Linked DNA regions of Homo sapiens: region 2 is linked to region 1. The links are chromatin contacts, found by Hi-C in ENCODE. All regions are on one chromosome and are shown on one strand. Each heading gives the region's core, a stretch centred on a gene start or an enhancer-like site at or near the end of the contact. The rest is flanking DNA. Distances are from core to core; before and after follow the strand shown. Region 1 holds the start of CTDSP1 (CTD small phosphatase 1). Region 2 holds the start of DNAJB2 (DnaJ heat shock protein family (Hsp40) member B2).

Evidence for each region. Hi-C counts contacts between places; a loop is a spot of excess contacts on that map. Pooled maps may share reads with other maps.
Region 2: a map of CD8-positive, alpha-beta T cell shows a loop between it and region 1 (11-fold over the local background). The contact joins the promoter of DNAJB2 here to the promoter of CTDSP1 in region 1. A Hi-C loop is called at or near these places in 2 of 168 maps with a recorded cell type or tissue (CD8-positive, alpha-beta T cell and breast epithelium), 9 of 37 single-sample maps with no recorded cell type and 18 of 50 pooled maps.

The regions. Positions count from the first base shown.
Region 1 is chr2:218,398,194-218,401,388 of GRCh38, reverse strand. It overlaps CTDSP1 (CTD small phosphatase 1), which reads right to left and starts at 1,521. Exons shown (of 7, transcript NM_021198.3): 1 at 1,232-1,521. The coding sequence starts at 1,298. RefSeq lists silencers at 1,074-1,233, 1,394-1,473, 1,544-1,913, 2,604-2,873.
Region 2 is chr2:219,277,421-219,280,615 of GRCh38, reverse strand. It overlaps DNAJB2 (DnaJ heat shock protein family (Hsp40) member B2), which reads right to left and starts at 1,250. Exons shown (of 9, transcript NM_006736.6): 1 at 1,098-1,250; 2 at 718-818; 3 at 1-38. The coding sequence starts at 782. RefSeq lists silencers at 926-1,405, 2,647-2,849 and an enhancer at 2,426-3,130.

The DNA of each region.
Region 1 (3,195 bases), core at 272-2,771:
ACTGCAAGGCTCCTGCAGCTCCCAGACAAATAGGTCTAGCAGGTATTAAGGCGCCCACATAGGGAGTGCGTGGCCTGGAGAAGGAGGTCCTGGGGTGCTCTCTCCCTGCCTCTCACAGCCTCCATGACTGCTGCTGATCAGCCCCATTGCGGTGCCTCCTGACCCCACCTTACCTGAGCACCCCTGCTCAGGACAGCCAGGGCCTGGGACCCAGGGCAGTCCACCCCTGCCCTCCCTCCATCCTCTCCACCCCCGTGGGTACGAAGTCCTCACTGCGGCTGGGCCCAGAGGCAGGGGTGCAGTCCCGCGGCCTGGGGCCAGTGTCCAGTGGCCATCTGTTTGCCCTGCCCCGCCCAGACCTCCGACCTGGAGCCCAGCAGCCTGATTGACAGATACCCCTCCCACCCCACCCCCCTCCGGCCCCCTGCAACTAGCCTTTCCACCTTGCCCTCAGTTCCGGGGCAGCCAGACCCAGGCGAGGGTGGGCAGACCTGGGGGCAGCGTCCAGATCCTGAGGTCCACACGGGGAAAAGGAGAAGACAGACCCCCCCACCCCGGCCCAGCCACGCTGGGGGACGCAGCCTCGTCGGGGCGGCGAGGCTTTGCGGGGTGGTGCGTGCCCACTAGGCGCACGACTCTCCCCGCGGGCGCCAAGCGACTCTTGGAAGTGCCGGCCGTCCTCTCTGTGCCTCCGAGGGGGTCGGCGCCTCCACGCGTGACGCGAAGTTTGTGGGGAACGTAGCTGTGTGTTGGCGGGAGATCCCTCCAAGCCTCCCCAGCCTGCTGTCACCTCGGCGCCCCCTCCCAAGACCCTACCGGACCGCAGCCCGGGGGGGTGGGGGTGGGGGGTGGGGCGGAGTCTCAGCGGGTGGCCCATAGGCGCCCTCCTCAGCTCCCCCATCTCCCAGCCCCATTGGCGCCAATGGTGGGGGGGCGCCCATGCACCACGCAATGCCTGCCAGGAAACCCCCGAAGAGTTCCCTCTCTATTCCTGCCTCAGTTTCCTCACCTCGAGCGAACAGGAGCGCCCCAAAGGCGCCAGGCCCCGCCCCGCGTCTCTGAGCCTCCTCTGAGTTCAAACTCTCTCCCTGCTCCCTCTCGGGCTGGGAGCTTCGGGCACAGCTAAGGCGGCCGCCCGGGGCGGCGGCGGCGGCTCCCCTGGGGAAGATCCCGGCCCCTTCTCTCCTCCCACGGCGCCCCGGCTTCGGCCCCCTCCCCGCAGCCCCGGTACCTTTGCCCCGCAGCGGGCCCCGAGCCTCCTCCTTGCTGATCTGAGTAATGACGGCCGAGCTGTCCATGGGGCCGGGCGCGCTCCGCTCCGGCCGGACTCTGGCCCGGGCGCCCGGCCTCCCCCCCGGCTGGGGCCGGAATCGGGGCGCGGGGGGGAGGGGAGGGGTGGGAGGGAGGGATCCCCGCGAGCTCCGGAGGGGAGGGGAGCCAGGTTCTAGGGGGGAGGGGGAGGGAGGGGGCGCGGAGGAAACTTTGTTACAACATGGAGTTTCCTTCCCGCGAGGCGGATGCAAACATGGAACCCAGGCGCCGTTTCAAGGCTCCCCCTTAAAAGGGCAACGGCTTCGGCGTGACCTGGACTCGGCTGCGGCTTTCGCCACTTCTGGGACCGGCGCGGCTAGGCGGACTGGGAGGCGGGCCGGGCCGGGTTCCTGCCGCGCTCCAGGGGGCGTCGCCTCCCTTCCTGCCGCCCGCCGGCGGGGCTGAGTCTCTGCGGCTGCGTGGCAGGCCCGGCACCCGGCTCACCGTTCCAGGCCGCCGAGCGCCCTCGGCCAAGGCCCGCCCGCCGGGAGCGCCCACGCCGGGGAGTGCCCGAGTGCGGCGCGGCTCCACCTCTGCGTTTTCTGAAGACCCGGGACTAGAGGCTTCTCGGTTTCCTCGTTGAGGACTTGGAGATAGCACTACCTCATCTGTAAAATGGGTCTTCTCTCCTGTCTGGTGGTCGCAGAGATCACCTCGCAAGGACGTCAAGAGCCAGCGAAGGCTCTGCTGGCCCGAAACAGCTGTGCAAACCTCAGAATCACGCTCTTGAATGGGACGGTCGCCGCCCCCCGCAGCCCCAGGGCGAGGTGCCCCCGGTCTGTAGGACGTGAAATTCTAACTCTCTGCCCTGGGAAAGCCCCCTGCCGACCTCTCCCCACGGCCCCACCCGGGGCCCCGCACGTCTACCCGCCGCGCACGGGCCACCGCGCGTTCCCGCCTGAAGTTTTCGTACGCGCTGTTCCTTTCGCGTAGCCAAATTCCACCGACCTCGAGGAAATGCCACCTTCTCCAGGGGCCTTCCCAGACCCCCTCCCCTGCCCGCGGTCGACGGCCGCCCTGTGATTACTGGGGGTGCGGTGGGAGTCACTGGACTCGCTGCCGATCCTAGGAGCCCAGCACGGCGCCGCACGCGGTGGGCCCAAAGCCCGACCGTGGGGGACCTCAAACCAGAGGCCCTCAAGGCCCGTTCCACCCGGCCTGTGGCGCAGTGCTGGGCACTTGGGAACGGAGGTCCCTGTCTTCTCGCTGCAAGCCCCTCCGTGGTGCGCGCCGTGGGTCTGCGGGTTGGTCTTTTTCCTCGTTTATGAAGTTCTTTTCACTCGTCGTTACTATTTTGTAAGTTCACCATTTAAAAATTAATAATGCCAAGCCCGACAAACACCCCTCGGCACTTCCTCCCCTCCCCCTCTCCCGCGGGCCTCCGTGGCGGGGCGGGGCGGGCGCGTCCTGTCCCGTCCGGCCGCCGGGTGCGACGCGGCGCACGTCCGCCAGGCCCTGCCGAGGGGGAGCCGGGGAGGGGAGGCCCCGCGCGGGGGCCGGGAGGGGAAGGGAGGGGAGCGGCGTCTGCCAGAAGGCGCGGCGGCTTCGTGCGCTGAGGCTGGGAGTAGGGGCGGGAGGGGACTGTCGGGGACTGATACCCCGGTCCCCGGGCTGGATCCCTCGGCCCTCCTCCTGCTCCTGGGTAGCCCACGGGGCGGCCACCATTGCGCTTCATCACCGTGATCGCCACACGCTGCTGGCGTTTTCCTAGGCCTGCTCTGGCTGCGCCCCCTAATCTCATTTACCCCTTAGAACGGCCTCCTTCTTAACCCATTTCACAGATGAGGAAACTGAGTTTCAAGAAAGGAAGCGACGTGCTTCGGGTCTACCGGCAAGGGCAAAGGCGGGATTCCAGCCTGGGAGCGGGACATCTGTCTCCCCTGC
Region 2 (3,195 bases), core at 1-2,500, 880 kb before region 1:
TTTTGTCTGGGTGCCACTGGAGAGCCTTGCGCCGATACCTGCAGAAAGTGGGTGCAGAGGAGAGAGTCGGGGGACAAATGCAGGCACTTCCCACCCAGGAACCGAACGACCTGTTTTCCCATTAGCCTATCACTGTCCTTTCACCCCCGGGTCCCAGTCCACCCCAGCTGCTAGGGCTGCCGCTGCTGTGATATTTTCATCAAGTTCCACCCTCTCTCCTCCGCCACCAGTGCTGGGACCACATGTACAAGCGGATACAATGCCAGGGTCCCTAGCCCCTCCCTAGGGCTCACTGGACTGGGGCTGCAAAGGTTGGGGCACATGTGGCCTCGAAGAGTACAGGGACACCGGCCCCTCCTCCTCATAGAGCCTCTTTGCACTGCATCTTTGCACTGCAGCCTGAGAATGCCCAAATCTAGGGGGAAGGGGGAGGGGAGGGGAAAGGAGGAGGAGGAGGAGGAGGAGGGGAAGATCAACTGGAGAACAACCCATAACACAGTGCAGCTCCCAGAGGAACTAACTACTTCACTCTCTGGACGTTCTCCTTGTACTCTACCAGGGGTCTCTTTCCTCCCTGCAGGTGTCACTCGGAAGAAGCACCCCAGTGCTTTCTAACGACCTGGTTCCCTCAGACACCTACAGGTGTCACTCTGAAGTGCCCCATGGTGGTGGCGGGTGGAGGGTGAGAGGTCTTCTGTTGCATACGGAGGCACTTACGCCTTCTTGATGTCATCAGCGGACGCACTTCGCGGCACGTCTAGGATCTCGTAGTAGGATGCCATGGCAACTGGTCAGTCGTCAGGCGGGCCTCCTTGGGGCTGCAGAAGAGAAGGAGTCAGGCGGAAAGAACCAAGAGCCCCACCCTGTGGCTGCAGCAGTCCCCCTCCCCGGGTGGCGGAAGGCGCTCCCAGTTGGAAGCGGAGCACACCGGGCTCTGCTTGCGGCCGGTGACTAGGCTCCCTCCGGCAGCCTTATCTGCCCCCGCAGGCCGGGGCCAAGAGCTATCTCGACGCCCAGGCCCAGGAGCCCTATCGGGGCCCCCCAACTCCAGCAGTCCGATCCAGGGCCCCCAGCCTGACCCGGGCCCCCGGCCGCACCTCCTCCGCCAGGAGTCCCGGCCTCCTGCGGCGCCCCGCCCCTGCCCCCCGCCGGGAACCGTCTGGCACCCGCAGCCCGGCTCGCGGCTGCTGCGTAGGACGCGCCCGGCCCAGCTGTGCGCGCAGGCATGCGTCAGCGGTGCGGAAACTACTAGAGACGGGGAGAAGGCCGGCTCCGCCTGTCCCCTGGGGGGGTGGGGGCCTGCAGGGGCTGCCGGGAGAAGAGGGCGGAGCCGGCTATTTTGGGCACACACCAGGACGACGTCAGCCCCAGCTGGGACCTGGGAGACTGCGGCCCCGCCTCCATCCAAGCGAGAAGCGCTCGCACGGAGGCTGGGGCAGCCCACAAACAAGCCGCTCGGCCCCCAGGTTCCTCTGTCACTTTCTTATAAACATGAGCGATGATCCATGCTTACTCACCCACCTCGAGGACTCAGACTCTTCCCTCCCTCCCCCCACCACGGTTCTAACTCCTCCCCCTTCTTCAGCTCCCAGCTCCAGCCCCAGGTCCCCCAGCAGGCTGCCCTGGCTTTCCTGAGTAGGTCAGAACTGCCTTTTACAGCATCTCGTGGCATTTCCTTCATCAGGCTTGTTAGAGCCACAAATTAGCATTTATTGGTTTGATTATTTTTTATTACCATTCACCTCCCCCACTAGAATGTCGATTTCACAGGACAGGAATTGTGTGTTTTTTCTCACTGGTCTATTAGAGCAGTCGTAGGGGTTCAAAACTACCCGTGGGATGAATAAATAATGAACACCTGCAAACCTCTTGTTGACAGTTTTGACACATTTGGGGGAGGTGAGGTAAAGGGGGCCGTACAACGGAATTCCCCAGGTTCAAGTCTTCCCAAACTGATCCTGAGTAGGCCTATTCCACTTCAAAATGCTCCCTGGGTTCAGGCCTCATTGGAGAGTTAGGAAACCTTCCAGAACTGGCTCCTGCTTGATCCCATCCAGGCCAATCCAAAGGCGTTAGCTGAGCATTTTTCTGCATTCAAGATGCTGCCAGGCCGTATAAAGAAGAATGTGGCCCAAGCCCTGCCTTTGCAGAGCTTGAACTTGATAAGATACCAGCCCATCAGTGTAGCCCGCTGGGAAACCCGAGGCTTTGGAAACAGAGTACAACCTGGCATTACTGTGAGACTTGGGAAAATCTCTGAGCACTCTTTTTTTCTCACTAAATATAGGTAGTGCCTAGGGTTGTTTGAAAGTCAAATGAGACATGGTACGAATTAGGTGTTACTGCGGTCCTGCTGGCATCGTGATTGGCTCAAGCAATAATGGTTATGTGAGTCCAGAAAAGTGCTTTAGGCTGGGGGACCCAGGAATACTTCGCCAACGAGAAGGGTTTGAGGCGGACGTGAGAGAAGAAGGTGGTGTGAGTGTCCTGGTTTCCTGGCTGCCCACCATCAGAACCTCCTGCCTACATTTGGGGAATTCCCATCGCAAGGGCCCTAATGGAAAGCAGGCCACCATTTGCCACAAAGCCCCAATGCTTGCTCTCCCTGACTCGGCTCTGGGGTTGCAGGCAGAAGACATGAGCTCCGCCAATCGGATGCTCCAACTGGGACTTTGAATCTGGAGCAAGTCACGGAATAGCAAGGCTGGTTTAGGAATTCATTTCTGCGGCGGCGGTGGAGGCGATGGGGCCAACAGCGGCCTCTAGTGTCTGGAGGAGGAAGTGTCAGCGCTACTGCCGCAGGTGAGGGACGAGAGTAGGAGGATCACTGCGGAGGGTGGAGGGGACAGGAGTCTCCTACACAGGCTGTCCTGTGCCCAACCTTGACTGTGGTACTGGCTGCCCAGCTTCCCTAGGTGCCTGTCTGATTGCTGACCCTTGTTTGCTGGCCCTTGCATTGATTCTGTGTGCTATCCGATATCTCTATAATTGTTGGGGGCAGGGGACTTGAAACAATTTGCCAGTTAGCTTCTGCTGTTTATAAGAGTCCTGACTGACACAAAGACTAAGGGTTAGACTTGGTATAAGAGGAAGGAGTGGTTGGGTTAAGTCACTCCAAATTTTCCAGATCTCTGCCTTTTTCTTCTTACTCTGCTGTGCCAACAGACATTTGTCTAGCACCTACCGTGTATGTCT